2 separate regions of the Mus musculus genome follow, and region 2 is linked to region 1. A link is a loop called in an ENCODE intact Hi-C map of the cell type or tissue named here. Cell type or tissue: heart. All regions are shown on one strand. Each heading gives the region's core, and the rest is flanking DNA. Links, peaks and the distances in the headings are about the cores only. Region 1 has its middle 65 kb from the start of Gm38824. Region 2 has its middle 19 kb from the start of Gm36144.

Region 1 (7,863 bases), core at 1,128-6,127:
AGTGAAAATATATCTTATAGTCAAACATGAAGCAGTCATTTAAATTTATTTTCTAAATAAATTTGTTTAAAATATTGGATTTTAAAAATATTATTAATTCATACAACTATATTTTATTACCTAATATATTATTAAATGATTACATTTAATTAAATATTAAAAACTATAATTATCAATATTAAGGGCCTATTCATATAGTAAGGAGAACTCATTTTTCAGATTTTACTTGTTTTTATGTTATGTGAAGAAGTGGGTTTTTTCTGCATGTACACATGTGCACTAAAGGCTTGTCTAGTGCATGTTCAATGCCCACAGAACAGAAGAGGATATTGGACCTCCTGGAGCTGGAGTTATAAAATTGGGATCCAATCCCCCTGGGGCCTCCTCAAGGGCAGCAAAAGGTGTTAAGAGCTGAGCCATCTCTCCAACGTCAAACTTTTCCTTTTTTTCAAGTTTTGTTTCATGATAAATAACGCTAAATAAATAAATGATGCCTTAAAGAAAACATCCTGTTTTTGTTCTTAAAGATAGTTATGGGGTATACCAGACTGGCTCAGGCTTGGAGTGACCACTTTTCTTAGCCCTCTGAGGGCTGGGATTACAGATGTGAGCCACCACACCCAGACAGGAACTAATCTAAGAAACATCTTTAATATGAAACAGTAGAGATATTCACATGCTATACATGCATAGTCTCAAGGGCCTGACAGTAATTCTGAAATTTCGTTTGTGTGGCTCAATTTTAGATTACACAAGACATAAAGTTTCCTTTTTATGTTTTCTTGAATACAGAAAGCAGACAGAGAGACAGATAGCAACTGTACACCAGATTGGAAACATTTTAACATAATGCTCATTCCCTGTATATGGGAGAATAACCGAAGGGAAGAGAAGATCTTCTGTAGATGCTAGCTTTTTCTTAAAGCCAGTCTTCTGGAAAATGCCAGTAACTCTCCCTTATTCACTGTATTGTTTCCTAAACATCAAGGAGCTGGTTTGTCACAGTCAGTGGGGTGACTGAGGAGGAACCCATCAGTACTCTGTGTGTTTCTGCCTATTACCTCAGTAAAATATGTTTCTGCATGACCATTTTTCTTGAAAATGTATGTTTTATTTGGACGTAATTCTGAGGTATGGCAAGTAAATAGTTAAAAAATAAAGCAATGTGTTTGGCCTTCAAAATGTGATTTTTCACCCTTGTTGGTGACTGGCTTAAATCACATGTGCAGAAAGGTCTGGGCAAGTAACATGCACAAAGCGTAGACTCGGGCTGAAGTCAAAGTCATTGTGAATGTTGTTTATAACTGAAGGGTTTGCTCACTTGTCGAACACATGCCATCATATGCAGTTGGGAGCAAGATATAGTGCCAATTATGACTGTTACAGATATGCAAATACATATTTTTCACATACGAAATGCAAACATTTTAGCAGGACAACTGGATAATGGAGGTCCTCAAATCAGAAAACTGGCAAATGTACACTGGATTATAATGGCTTCTGCCTACACTTCAAATATAACAAATGTTTGATTCATCCGACTCTGGTCTCTAATTGGAGACAATTGGTAGAGGCCATTGAGTTCACATACTCTCAATTACTTCTATGTTTGCTGTAGTTTTCAAACCTCCACCTTGTGAACAAAACAAACCAGGACAGTCTTCTGTAGCAGAGCCTGCTCATTTAGACAAATCAACACTTCTACCGTTCTTTTCTGGGCTTTTACCTCTCTAATGTTGGCCGAAGTCAGAGTTCATGTTTAAATGTGATTATCTTGAACTCAGAAGCAATAATTTTAATGTGTGTCCTGACTCCCCTAGTTCATCAGTATCTCTGTGTTTCTGTAAAGTCAGCTCTAGGATGAAGCACAACTGCCCAACTCTGCCCAGTTTCACAGCGTATAAGGCAAGCATTACTTCAGTTAACTGTCCTGTTTGAGGAGCAAGCTACTCTCTTCAGTTCTGCTGGCCTCAAGAAAAGCAATGGAAAGAGAAAGCACATTTGGCTGCTCTCATAAAACTCTTGCTTCATAGACTCCTCACACACTGCCAGGAAATAGATACCTCTGCAGTCTCCTTTGAGACTCCCACACCCATTTAATAGCCTTTAGAGTCATAAATTTTGGGTTATAAATCATCCTGTACAGTTACATTTTAAAAACTACAGTTTTCACTCTTCTCTGACTTTACAAGAACAGAACTTTGCCTGCATTTTCTTTTTGTTCCACTGTTAATTTAAAAGATAGTCCCGCAGATGCTGTGCATAGACTGGTCCAAGTCTCCTGTTCCATGGTGTGAATGGGAAACCATTTGTGTTGATCATTTCTGTCACTTGTGAGTATTTGTGGGTTCTGAATTCTCTATATCTTTACCAGCTCTTGGGCTGTTAGACATGCTTCCTGTAGAGCTGATAGGTTAGATACTTCAGGGGACTTTGGTTAGAGTTCAGTTACTAATGAACTCTTCATGAGCTTTTTGGCTGTTTGTATTTGAGGCTTGTCAGCTCCTAGATTTAATGTTTTCATTTTCTTGTTGGATCCTCTATATTTTAGTGTATATATACTCTTGAATATTAATATTTTCAGGTGACAATGACATATCTTTTAAAGTATTTTCTCCCAGCTATGACTTTCCTTTCTACCATCTTTACTGAAACATAAATATCCACAAGTTCTTGATAAGCAAATGTTCTAAATTCCTTAACCGCATGATTGTTCTTTTAAACCTTACAATTGATTTTATTCTTCAGAGTTGGGGATTGAACTGAGGGCTTCAGCATGTGGACCAAGTGCCCAATCACATTCATATGTAGAAGAATGATACTGTATGCCAATCTAAACAAAAGTCAATTCAAAATGGATCAAAATAGGAGTGCGGATGTAAAACTCTAGATTGGTAGAGAAGAAAAAAAAATCAGGGCACAGTGAAGACTTTCTACAAGGGACCACAGCAGCACAAGGAACAATTCTCAATGTGACAAATAGGACTGAATTATGTTTCAAAGCCTCTGCACAGCTAGGGAAACCACCACCAGAGTGCAGAAAGGCTACACAATGGAAAGAAACTGTAACCAACTAACAAGGCAGTAGTATCCAGAATATACAAAGAAAGGCTTAATAGTCTAAATATCAAGAAACCAAACAACCCCATTTAGTAAATGGGCTAATGAAATGCTAGACAGTTCTCAAGTGGCCAATAAACACATGGAAAGCCATTCAATGTATTTAGCAAGTAGCAAAATGCAAATAAGAACAACACTGAAATTCCATTTCACCCCAATCAGAATGGCTACTTTAGAAAAAAAAAAAAAAAAAAAAAACAACAAAAACCCCACATAGCAACGGATGCTGTAAGATCAGTGGAGATGGGAGGGGGGGAAGCTTATATACACTGTTGGTGGGAATGTAAATTAGTCAATTAATCATCTCTGTTTATTGGCACACCACTCACAATAGCCAAATTATGGAAATAGCCTAGGTGTCTGTCAAGAGATGAATAGATAAAGAAAATGTATTATACACAAAGGAGCTTCATTCAGCCACAAAGAAAAAAATAAATTTCCTTGTTTTTAAGAAAATGAATGCAAATAGAGATTGTTGTATAAGCAAAACAGACTCAGAGAGACAGACCGTTTTCTCTAATATGGATTTAGATTTTAGATGTATATCTAAAATCACATGTGTAGATAGGGTATGGAAGTAGAGGTGAGAATGTCTGGGGAATAACACAAGGGAGAGAGAGCAGAAGAGTGCGAAGATGCTCCAAAGAAAGCCCACCACTATGTACAATGAATACACACTAATAACATTTTGCATTTAAATGTTCTGAAAATTAATAGTCTAGTCTACCAATGTCTTTGTTCTATATTTAGCAAAATATTCTTTACTCTAAGATTATAATCATACTCTTGTATATTTCTCCTATATGTTTTAAGTATTTAATATATGTCAAAACTGTGTATGGATTACAATCCACATCTTCAGATGCTGTTGTTCTCATGTTAGTTCACTGAGCTCTAGGTTTTTCTAATTCCTGGAAAGGCTGGCTGATTTGTATGAGTTTGAGATCAGCCAGTTCTACATAGTTAGACTTCAGAGTGCCATGCTAGAATAGAAAGGGTTCATTTATTTGTCTTACATTTTTTTCTGGGAGGGCAGGGGAGAATTCTATTAATGAATTCATGAGTACTGTGTCTATGTCATGTCTACTCCACCCTCTTCCCCTTCAACTCCTCCCATGCCCCCACTCCCTCTCAAGCTCATAAGCTCTTCTTTAATGATTATTGTTAAAACACTTACACACACACACACACACACACACACACTGCACACATGCATACACACAAACCATGTACATATAACTGTATCCTGCTGAGCCCATTTACAGTTTATGGCTGAACACAGTTTCATAGATTTCTGTTATGATCAGCATGGTAGAAAATGAGTGCTAGAGCAGGAAGTTCACACAGCATCTGCAAAGCAAACAGTGTCCATGGTAGTGGCCTTTCCCTTTTCCCATTGAGGACCCAGTCTATAGACTTGGGATGGGTTTTCGTGCCTTAGTTAACAAAATCTGGAAACTCTCATAGATACACAAACGGTATGATTTACTTATCTCCTGGGTGTTTCTCAGTTCAATTGAGCTGACAAGATAAACTATAACACAGACAAAATTTAAACACTAAAATTGCAAGGAATTTTATCTGTTAAATTTAAATTTTACATGGCATGGCTATTTTTTTTTCTTCAAGAAAGTATAACAAACAAAAATTGAGAAAAAAAACCAGCTGTGAACACCTTAAAAATATGGAGATTTTTACTATACTTAGACATTCAGAAAAATGGATGAAATATGTTGAAAAATTTCAACCAATAAATACATCCCTGGTTTAGAACCAGGTGGCTGGGGAGTAGAGCCACTTGTAAGCTAGCATTCAGTCATGCCCTCTTTCCATCACTGTTTCCCCAAAGTCACTTACACAATGGATATTGATAAACTATCGTGTTTTGAAAGATTAAAAGATTTCCTAGAGAAAGTTTTTCTTTTTGCCTGGTTTCTTTAGTTCAGCATGGTATCTGTGATCTCACCCAATTTCTTTCTATAGCTGTAGTTGGTTCATAACTGCTCTATAATTTTCTATCATGTAACTATCCCCAAATTTATGATTGTAACTGTTTATGGACATGTTGGTAATGTGGCATTTTTAATGCTTTTGTGCACACTGTTGCACATACTTTCTCATAGGACAATAATGTGGTCTTATGGTATATAATTGCAAGACTAGTTAAACTCTATGTGTGTCTTCAGCTTGAGGAGGTATTGTGAAGCTCTTTTCTAGTTCTTTTCTATGTGAGCATATTGGTCTATCACTCCCCCAGCTACAGGGAAGGGCTTTCTCTTTTTAATTTTCTGTGTTTCCTCACAAGTTTATATTATAAACTTTGTGTAGGCAAGACTATTTATTTCATTTGTTACTATATTTTCAATTATTCTGGGTGTTTCTGTTTTTGTTCCTCCCTCACTCTTCCTTTCTCCCTCAGAAATCTGTGCTCAGGAGACAGAGAGGTACAGTGAGAGCGCAGGTTAGGGAAGGTTAGGTCCCAGCTGCTCAGGTTTTCATGCTCAAGCATCAGTTGAGAATTAATTCTACTCTGGCTGGCACGTTGTGAAACAGTCTGCTCAGTCTTCGATGCATCTCTACATCTGTTAACTACAAGTGTGAGGATTAATCTGGTGGTGCTTATGTTAGGTGATGACATATATAGATACTTTATTAGTAATTGTGTATTTAATACCAAATCATAAATAGGATAAATTATACAGAAAACTGGTATATAAAGGGATAAAGAGGAACATTTTTTTCTAGTAAAGGAAGCTATGAAAGACTTCCAGGTAAGATGGTAAGATAGAGCTGCCTGAGGAGTCTGAGAAAGAGCTGCTGCAAACACTCTGGAAATCAGTTTGGTGGTTCCTCAGAAAATTGGATACAGTACTATCTGAGGACCCAGCTATACCACTCCTGAGCATATACCCAGAAGATGCTCCAACATGTATTAAGGACATATGTACTACTATGTTCATAGCAGCCTTAATTATAATAGCCAGCAGCTGGAAAGAACCCAGATGTTCCTCAATAGAGGAATGGATTCAGAAGATGTGGTACATTTACACAATGGGGTACTATGCAGCTATTAAAAACAATGAATTTATGAAATTCTTAGACAAATGGATGGTTCTGGAGGATATCATCCTAAGTGAGGCAACCCAATTACAAAAGAACACCCATGATATGTACTCACTGATGAGTGGATATTGACCCAGAAGCTCAGAATACCCAGGATACAATTTACAAAACACATGAAACTCAAGAAGAAGGAAGACCAAAGTGTGGGTACTTTGATCCTTCTTAGAAGAGAGAACAAAATATCCATGGAAGGAATTACAGAGACAAAATGTGGAGCAGAGACTGGAGGAATGACCATCCAGAGACTGCCCCACTTGGGGATCCATTCCATAAACAACCACCAAAACCAGACACTATTGTGGATGCCAATAAGAGCTTGCTGTCAGTAGCCTGATCTAGCTGTCTCCTGAGAGGCTCTGCCAGTGCCTGACAAATACAGAAGTGGATGCTCACAGCCATCTATTGGACAGAGCACAGGGTACCCAATGAAGAAGCTAGAGAAAAGACCCAAAGAGCTAAAGAGGTTTGCAGCCCCCTAGGAGAAACAACAATATCAACTGACCAGTACCCCCAGAGCTCCCTGGGAATAAACCACCAACCAAAGAAAACACATGATGGGACTCATGGCTCTAGCTGCATATGTAGCAGAGGATGGCCTAGTTGGTCATCAGTGGGAGAGAGGCCCTTAGTCCTGTGAAGGTTCTCTGCTCCAGTATAGGGGAATGCTTGAGCCAGGAAGCAGGAGTGGGTGGGTTGATGAGCAGGGGGAGAGGCCTAGGGGGAAAGGATAGGGGATTTTCAGAGGGAAAAGTAGGAAAGGGGATAACATTTGAAATGTAAATAAAGAAAATATCTAATAAAAATTGTTAAGATAAAAAAGGAGAAAATTACTTCAGTAAAAAAAAAAAAAAAGAAAGAAAGAAAAAGAAAACAAACAAAATAAAACAAGAGTATATTCCAAAGGCAGAAGGAGACGGAAAACTTCATAAGTCTTTGAAGGAAGTAGAAGGACACCTATAAACCTAGGGAAAGAGACAGGAAACACAGCAAATTCCAACAGGTTTCAGCTATGTTGTGTCCTGTTGGTGTGGTAGAGTGGAGACCTTTTCCAAAACCAGCTATTAACTCTTCATGAGTGGTACTGAGGATGGAACCTTCAAGGGCAGGTTTCTCAAAGAAAGATTCCCAAAGAAAGGCAGAAGAGGTGTCTGGAACACATGCACACACAAGACAAGAAACATGAAACAGCAAGATAATACTACTCTTTCAAAAAGTCACAACTCCAAACTCCTGACCTCAAGGGAACTGAAATAAGGAGAGCAGGACGTGTGATACAGAGCATAAAGTGTATACGTAAGGTAGAAGTCATGAGATCATTTAAATTCATGCTGAAAAGACCCTCAACAAATTGAAGGTTTGCTATCTCTCAATGATAATGGCCTTAAAGAACTCAACAAAACAAGAAAATACTACAACCTTAGAGCTAGCATTATCTAAGTTAGGAAGAAATGAGAGCTTGGGAAGGAAAGAGTTCAGTGGGTAAAGGTGCTAGCGCCAAGCCTGATGACCTGAGTTCAATCCTCAGGACCTGCATGGTGGAAGGAGTGAACAGACTTCTCTTGCAAGTTGTTCTCTGAACTCCATGCACATACCATGTTATGTACACACACACACACAAAT
Region 2 (7,863 bases), core at 1,658-6,657, 730 kb after region 1:
TACCTTTGTTTGTCTGCTTACAACCCCACCAAATATATATATTTTTAAAAATTCCCATGGTGTCACAGAAATGGTAACATGAGGGGCTGGCAAAGGATGTCTCACAGTCTGTGGGAAGGGAGTGGTCAGGAACAGCAACAGGGTGTAAGGGACAGCACACACGGGAGTATGAGTGACAAGTAACTCTACACATGCTAGATAGGGAATCTACTGCTGAGGTGGGAAATATTTTAAAGTACTACCTTACCTCACTTGGGTCTCTCTTGGTCTAGTGGAAGTGGAAGAGGATGACCCTCTGCCTAGCTCTGGCCCAGGTTAGGATAGACATTTTCAGTAAGTAAGCACAACTGCAGTTTATTGATTTTTTATTATGTGGTTATTTATTTAGGATAGTTAAAACATGTTCCATTTGATGTATATCTCTAAGCTGAACCACAATGACAACTTCAACTTGTGAACAATGAGGGTAGTTCAGAAGGGAGTAAAGTGACTTTTCCAGGAGTTCCGTATAACCAATGAGAAATAACGTTCTTAGTGTAAGCGTTATAGGTTAATGCACATGCGCTAATGCACAGATCTTCTCTGGGACAATGCATCTACTCTATCACTTCTAGAAATCACTGTTGGTTACATGAGGATGACCTAAATGTCAAGATATGACAACCAGTATAAATATACCGTCTGTGTACTCGCAAAAACAAAATGTGATAAAATTAGTCTACACATGTGACTTATTACTGACTTGCTTATACAATATCATAATTGGTTTACAACAACACAGTATAAAACCATCTAAACAACCATGGAATTCCTTTTCTCCAAAAAGCTAATAAATTTGATTACTTAAAATATTTATTACATATGATATACATGTGCCTATGTATATATATTAATATTATATCCCCACAGACTTTTTAAACATATGCTATTTTTTGCTGGGTACAGAACAGTTTGATAATTGCTGAACATGAAATAGTCTCTGCAAAGTAATTTATTAGCACACAGGGGAGGAAATGGGTAAAACCAGTTAAATACTGTCCATAAAGTGTGGGATGCTTCTGGAAGGATACAGGATAGATTTTGGACAAAGATGCAATACTAGTAGCTGTGGAAGATGTGCAGGCTCAGAAGTGTGGTGAATGGGAACTTAGTCATGCTTGGCATTAAGGAGTGAGATTGAAGGTGGTTGTGAGAATATATGTAAAGACCCAAGGGTGCCAAAGTCCATTGTAAGTTGAGGAAAGTCAAGCTAAAGGCACAGGAATATTGAGCTGAAAATGGCTGAAGGTAATGGGTAGTGGTCATAGTATGCTCACTCTTAAGAACCATCTGAAGGTATTTGGACTTGGTCCTTCAAATCATGAGAGTAATTCATCTGTTCAAAAAAGGAATAATTAGATTAGTATTTATCAAGCTCTTGTTTCCTTCAGTGTGGAAAATGGATTATCAGAAAACAAAACATTTGCAAATGTTACTCCATTTTTTTTTCTGTTGTTGTGATTGACACCATGACCAAAAGCAACTTGGGAAGAAAAGGAGTCATGTGGTTACATATCCATCATGTCACAGTCCACCATCAAAGAAGTCAGGGTAGGACTACAGGAAGGAACCTGGAGACAGGAACTGATGCAGAAGCATGAAAAGTGCTGTTAATTGGCCTTCTCCTCATGGATTGCTCATTATGCTTCTTTATATAGCCCAACACCACCTCCAGTTGGCTGGCCGTCATGCTATGTTTAATTTTAAAAATTCCCAGAGATAGCTCAGAGTCCAATCTGATGGAAGTCATTCTTCAACTGAGTTTCCCTCTTCCTAGGTGACTCTAGTTTGTGTCAAGTTGAAAATGAACCAACTGAGTAGAACCAATAAGTGACCTGAAAGATAACTCAAAGCAGTCAAAAGATAAAGACTAGACCATTTGTTCCTGATTAGAAATTGACTTGACCCTTATCAAGAAGGTGAGATCTAGCCAATTAAGGTGATGTGTCACTGAAAGGCCAGCATTTAGTAGGATGAAGATTTCAGGCCAGTATTGGCTACATGGTACATACCAAGAATTTGGTATTCTGTGATTCAAGACCTTATCTCAGATATTCAGATCTATGATAAATAGATGGATGCATGAATGAATAGAAAGATGATAGATGATACATGGTGTGATGTGATGTGATGTGATATGATATGATATAATATGCTATGATATATGGGTGGATAGATGGATGGATGGACAGACAGATACGATGTGATGTGGGGTGATGTGATAAATGGACGGATGGGAAGATAAAGAGAGAGAGAGAGAGAAAGAAAGAAAAAAGATAGATAGATAGATAGATAGATAGATAGATAGATAGATAGATATGATAAATAGACAAGACAAAGAAACAAAAGGAGAAAGACTAACAAGCAGACAGAAAGAGAAAAAGAGAGAGAGAGATTAAAAAGGGAAACCAAAAAGAGGAAAGATTAGGGAAGATTTATCTTAAATATGTGAAAAAGCTGGAAGATATTTTGTAGTAGAAGAAAAATATCAGTGAAAAGAAAATATCAAAAAAAAAAGTATTTTGGGTATGATGAGTAGGTATTTCAGTGCAGCATTATATATGTAGTACATCTCAGAATATAAGTTGGAGCTGTATAGAAGAAAGCCATGAGTCTCAGACCTAGGGGCTTGGATTTGTTTTAAAATACAATAAAAAGTCCGAGATTTTCTTCCCCATATTTGAAAGTTAGAATTTTGAGAATTTAGAAAGATATGGTAGCATACTAAAAATAAAGACATAGAAATGTTGAGTGTTTTTCTAAAGCTATAAATAATTGTATAGAAATGGTCAATAAATGGTGAAGTAGCTGGATGGGTGAGAAAGTGAGTGTTGTACTCTGTCTGCTGTGGCAGAGGGCTACATGCTTCATGTTCTTGGTGCTGGGGACTCTCACCCAGGGCCTGCTGTCTGCATTTACAGCAACGTGTTCTTGGGAGACCAACATCCAACCTAGAACATGAATTTATAGGCTTTCAAAACCACAGAGTGGAAAAAAAAAAAACAGATTGGATAGAGAAATTTACTGAGTGTCCACTACTTTGGTTTTTGTATATAAAACAAATCAAAATCTGATGTTCAAAATTCCATTTCGAAAAGTGATTTAAAGGGAAACTAGAGAATTTCTGTTAGTTTTTAAGATTCTTAAATTATTGGGTAAATTATTTTGACTGTAAATGTAAAGGAGACTATATCTCAAAACTTTAAAAATTAATATTTTCTTCAAATATAAGAGCTTTTAAAAATGTTAAAAATTCAATGGGATCAGAGGCCCTTGGTCCTATGAAGGCTCGAAGTCCCAATGTAGGGGAATGCCAGGACAGGGAAGTGGGAATGGGTGTGTTGGTGAGCAGGAGGAGGGGAGATAGGATAGGGGGTTTTGGAGGGGAAACTAGGAAAGGGGATAACATTTGAGATATAAATAAAGAAAATATCTAATAAAATGTTAAAAATTGTAAGTATTTCAATTTAATTTACTGCAAAGCATGTTAAATTTTAGTAAGGAGAGATTTTCATATTTAGGACAGAAACTTCAAATAAGAACAAAATGTGCTCTCCAACTTTGCTATGTGCTATTTGCATTAAGTAAAGTAAGTGGTTTAAGTAAACTTGTGTGTGCTGGGTAAGAGTGTGTGAATTAATGCACAGGGGTAGTTTGTGCAAATTTGACAGACATGTGGGACAGACACTAGAACTTGCTCTTTGTGGGCATGTTTCCAGTTTTGAGGGCTTCCTCAACTTTTTGGTTGGTACTTTGTATTTTTATATATTTACATGTCTGTGAGGTTTTAATTACTGGTTTATTAAGGAAGTCTTCCAAAATTCTAGTTTTAAGGCAAATTTTTAAGCAAAATATTTTTACTTGTTATTATTAAGCCTAAGAAAGAGAATAGTGCCCAGGAGGACTGAGCATTGGACCATCTTAGTTGAAGTCTTCACGGCGGTGCAGTTCTGAATATCAGCTGTCAGATGGCATGCATTCAAAGTGCTAATGTTGCTTATATTAAAAAAAAAAAAATACCAGGGAAAGAGAAGGAAATCACCCTTTAGATTTTATGCCCTAACAACAGGGAAAGTTGGAAATAGGTTTTCTAGTCTCATTCGTTTGAGACAATAGTTCCACCTAGTGGACATTTGACTTAGAAACAAACCTTTGAATCCAAATGTTAGTTTTCTCTTTGATGGGATCAATATTAAAGGAAAATAATAATAGATATATTATTAACAAGGTAGAAGTCAAAGTTATTAACAGAAAAACAAAAAATTCAGATATTTAGGAATAAGCTGATACTTAGTATAGGTCTGTCTAATTTGTGACTAAAACGAGCCAAAGCCACACAAAAGGCCCAGTGGGACTGTGGCCAGAAACAAACCAACTTGTTTAAAATGTGTCTTGTTTAAAAACTTCATGACAAGATTACTTTTTCATGACTCACTTGGACAGTGTTTATTATTACTGTGTGGACACTAAAGTGTGCTTTAGCAGAGTGGTCAAGTAAGCCTCTTTATCCTGAAACTTAACCTGGTCCAAAGTGAACTATGGAGAAGAAGAAGAAGAAGGAGGAGGAGGAGGAGGAGGAGGAGAAGGAGGAGGAGGAGGAGGAGAAGGAGGAGGAGGAGGATGGGGGGAGGGGGGGAGGAAGAGGAGGAGGAGAAGGAGGAGGAGGAGGAGAAGAAAAAAAAAAGCACTTCACCTCAGATGATCACTGTTCAAACGTTTAAATAAAACACCAACCATGCCAATGATTCCAAACTACTAGCCCAGTTAAAGATTTATATTGGTTCTGTTGAATGTTGTCTGTCTCTAACCATTCTAAAAGTAGACTAAAACCCCGTAGTGTAACTAGAATGCTGGGAGATAGAACCCTGCAGTGACAGGTCTTTTCCCCTGTTTTATTCCACTGTCGGTGTACTTAAAACCTAAACTCTTTATGAATGGTTCTATGAAGCAGACACAGAATTAATTCTATTCTGAAAGATCAAATGGTTAGATTATTATTTACTTCTATTTTGTTTCAAAACCAAAATGACTATACCAGACAAATATTAAAATCTACAGCCTGAGTTCTCATGGCAAGATCTGAAAGACAAATGATGTTTCTTGACTACATTGCTGGACAAAGACAACTCAAGCCATAGCCTACAACCTGACCAGAAGGGACACCCCAGTTTAAGGGGAAAGTTACTGCATCTGTTTTTATATCTTGAGACCAATTCTAGCCTGGGTTTAGGCTTATGAGCTACTGTTTCTCTTAAGGATTCCTATATTTTCAGGCTAACAACAACAACAAATGCAAGCTTACATTCCTAAAAAGTGATATGGTCCTTGAATGTCTTTTCTGTAAGCTTCAAGAGTTAAGGCTGGGGGCTGGAGAGATGGCTCAGCGGTTAAGAGCACTGACTGCTCTTCTGAACAGTCCTGAGTTCAAATCCCAGCAACCACATGGTGGCTCACAACCATCCGTAATGAGATTTGATGCCTTCTTCTGGAGTGTTTGAAGACAGTGTACTTACATATAATAAATAAATAAATCTAAAAAAAAAAAAGAGTTAAGCCTGGTCCTGTCACCGAGATGGACAAGATGTAGCTAGATGAATGTCTTTGTCACTAGTCAGTACCTTTCCACATATGAGCTGCAAGGAAACTGCCATGAATACTCCTGAATCCTGAAAACAGCTCATTGAGTGATTCTGGTAGAAGAGGACTTTGAAAACGAAATGCTACAGATTAGTAAATTGGAAGGTGACGTGGGATCCATGTAAGCAAATAAAATAAAATCCCCAGGAACCAGTAGAATGAGGCAAAGAACAAAATCCAGATGTGACAATGGAGTGAAGAAAACAAGTTGGTTCATAGGAAAAGCTAGTGGTTTAAGTAAGTGGTTTGAGAAATACTACTTACTACTAATGCTGATGGATAGAAATTGCTCTTTTACAGACCAAAGAGGGTACTGGGGATCAAATGCCAGGGCCTCACACAGACTAGTGAAGTATTTTACCATGAAGCTTATCCTGCCCCTAATACCAGCTCCCCCTCCCCCCCATTGTCTCATTTATTGGAAATTTTTACTGAACTATTCTGAAGAACAGAAGTTGTTTTGAGACAAGGTCTCACTGTGTACCTTTGGCGAACCTGGAACTCACAGGCCTCCTGCCTCAGCTCCCAAATGCTGGAATTAATTGTAGGTATGAGCCAGCATGTCCAATGTACTGGATAGTATTATATCAAGTTGACACAAGCTAGCAACATCTCAAAGGAGGAAACCTCAATTAAGAAAAGTCCTTTATTAGATCCAGCTGCTGAACATTTTCTTAATTAGTGATTGATGGAGCTTGGCCCATTGTGTGTGGTACCATCCCTGGGCTAGTGGTACTGGGCTCTGTATGAAAGCAGGCTGAGCCAGCCATGAGGAAAAGGTCAGTAAGTAAGCAGCACTCCGTCATGACCTCTGCATCAGCTCCTGCTTCGAGGCTCTTGCCCTGTTTGAGTTCCTGCTCCGACTTCCTTCAGTGATAAACAGTGATGTGTAAGCAAAAGCCAGATACATCCTTTCCTTTCTCACTTGGTTTGTGTCATGGAATTGCATCACAACAATAGTAACTCTAACTAGGACACCCAGCTGGGACTTGATTTAATCTTAATTTTTTATTATTATAGGCCAGGTCTTCTGTTGTGGCAAACAAGTAGAGATCAGACAAGAATTTGGGTGTAGAGTTGGTTTCTTTTTCCTTCTTTCTTAGTAAGAAACTCTGCTGAGCCTTCTTGCCTCCCCATATTTATTGGTTTTTGCTTGCTTGCTTGCTTGCTTGCTTGCTTGCTTGATGGCTTGCTTGATGGCTTGATGGCTTGCTTGATGGCCTGCTTGCTGTCTGTCTGTCTTGCTTGTTTTACTGTTATGAATAGGATTCTTCTCCTAAGCTTTCTTTTGAATGGCTCATGGTTCATACACAGAAATACCCTGGTTTTCATACTCCCAATTTTGTACTTGGCCACTTTATTTCATTTATTTTTTATTTTTATACTGTTTTGTTGTTGATGATGAGGGTTTAGGGTTTTTTTTTTTTTACATAAACAAGGATATTTCTTTTCTCCTTCCAATTCAAGAGACTTATTTCTTTTTCTGGTCCATTACTTCTGGTATGCCATGAACAGAAGCAAGCCTTGTGGGAACCTTGCTTCCTAGAGCCCTCACTTTGTAGAACCCTCACTTTTTAGAAGCCTCACTTTGGACCGGGCATGGCTTCAGCCACCCCAGTGAAAGCAATATTTCCTGTGATCTTTTGGATGTTGAACCTGCCTGGCATTTTCTGTGTGTGCTGAGATGATCATCAGTTTTTATCTCTTCTTTTGTGCCGTACTATGCTGGTTTACTTGTGATCAAGGAATACGGAGCAGCACCTATTTCAGGAAAAGAATCACAGATACTTTCTTAGCCTGGACTTTTGAGCTGACAAGCAGGGGGCTCTCCTTTGCCTTTTTGTTTGTTTCTGAATCTTCCTTCTTTGCTTCCTTCCATGTGAATGACACCGAAAGAGCAAGACAAGCTAAAGATGATACACAGTGGTTAAATCTCATCACGCAGTAGTCCAGAACCCTGTGAACAGAGTTAAGGGTTGAAGACGAACATGAAGTGAAGGGACTGTTCAAAGGAAAAGCATAATCAAGCAGGGTTTCTTTGAAGGAGGAATTCACTTATTTATTCAGTCATGGATATTTACTGAGGACATGTCATATACCCGAAGCACCTCTTGCAGCCAGCACAGTCCTCTGCAGGATGTGGTTACAGACTGCTACTTCCTGAGTCAGGTCAATAGCAGAGTTTCA

What was found. Hi-C counts contacts between places; a loop is a spot of excess contacts. Peaks named below come from ENCODE experiments on the same cell type or tissue, not always from the same donor. Only the 100,000 strongest peaks of a DNase experiment are listed, where the experiment ranks them.
Region 2: a loop joins it to region 1, with 4 times the contacts of the local background. A loop is called at or near these places in 3 of 42 quality-filtered maps.

The regions. Positions count from the first base shown.
Region 1 is chr6:66,377,002-66,384,864 of GRCm38, reverse strand. No RefSeq gene overlaps it. Among named protein-coding and RNA genes, the nearest start is that of Gm38824, 65 kb to the right of the region's middle. In heart, for the core only: a CTCF peak has its summit at 3,028; no DNase peak of the experiment used is centred there.
Region 2 is chr6:65,647,884-65,655,746 of GRCm38, reverse strand. No RefSeq gene overlaps it. Among named protein-coding and RNA genes, the nearest start is that of Gm36144, 19 kb to the left of the region's middle. In heart, for the core only: a CTCF peak has its summit at 4,176 (motif pointing left); no DNase peak of the experiment used is centred there.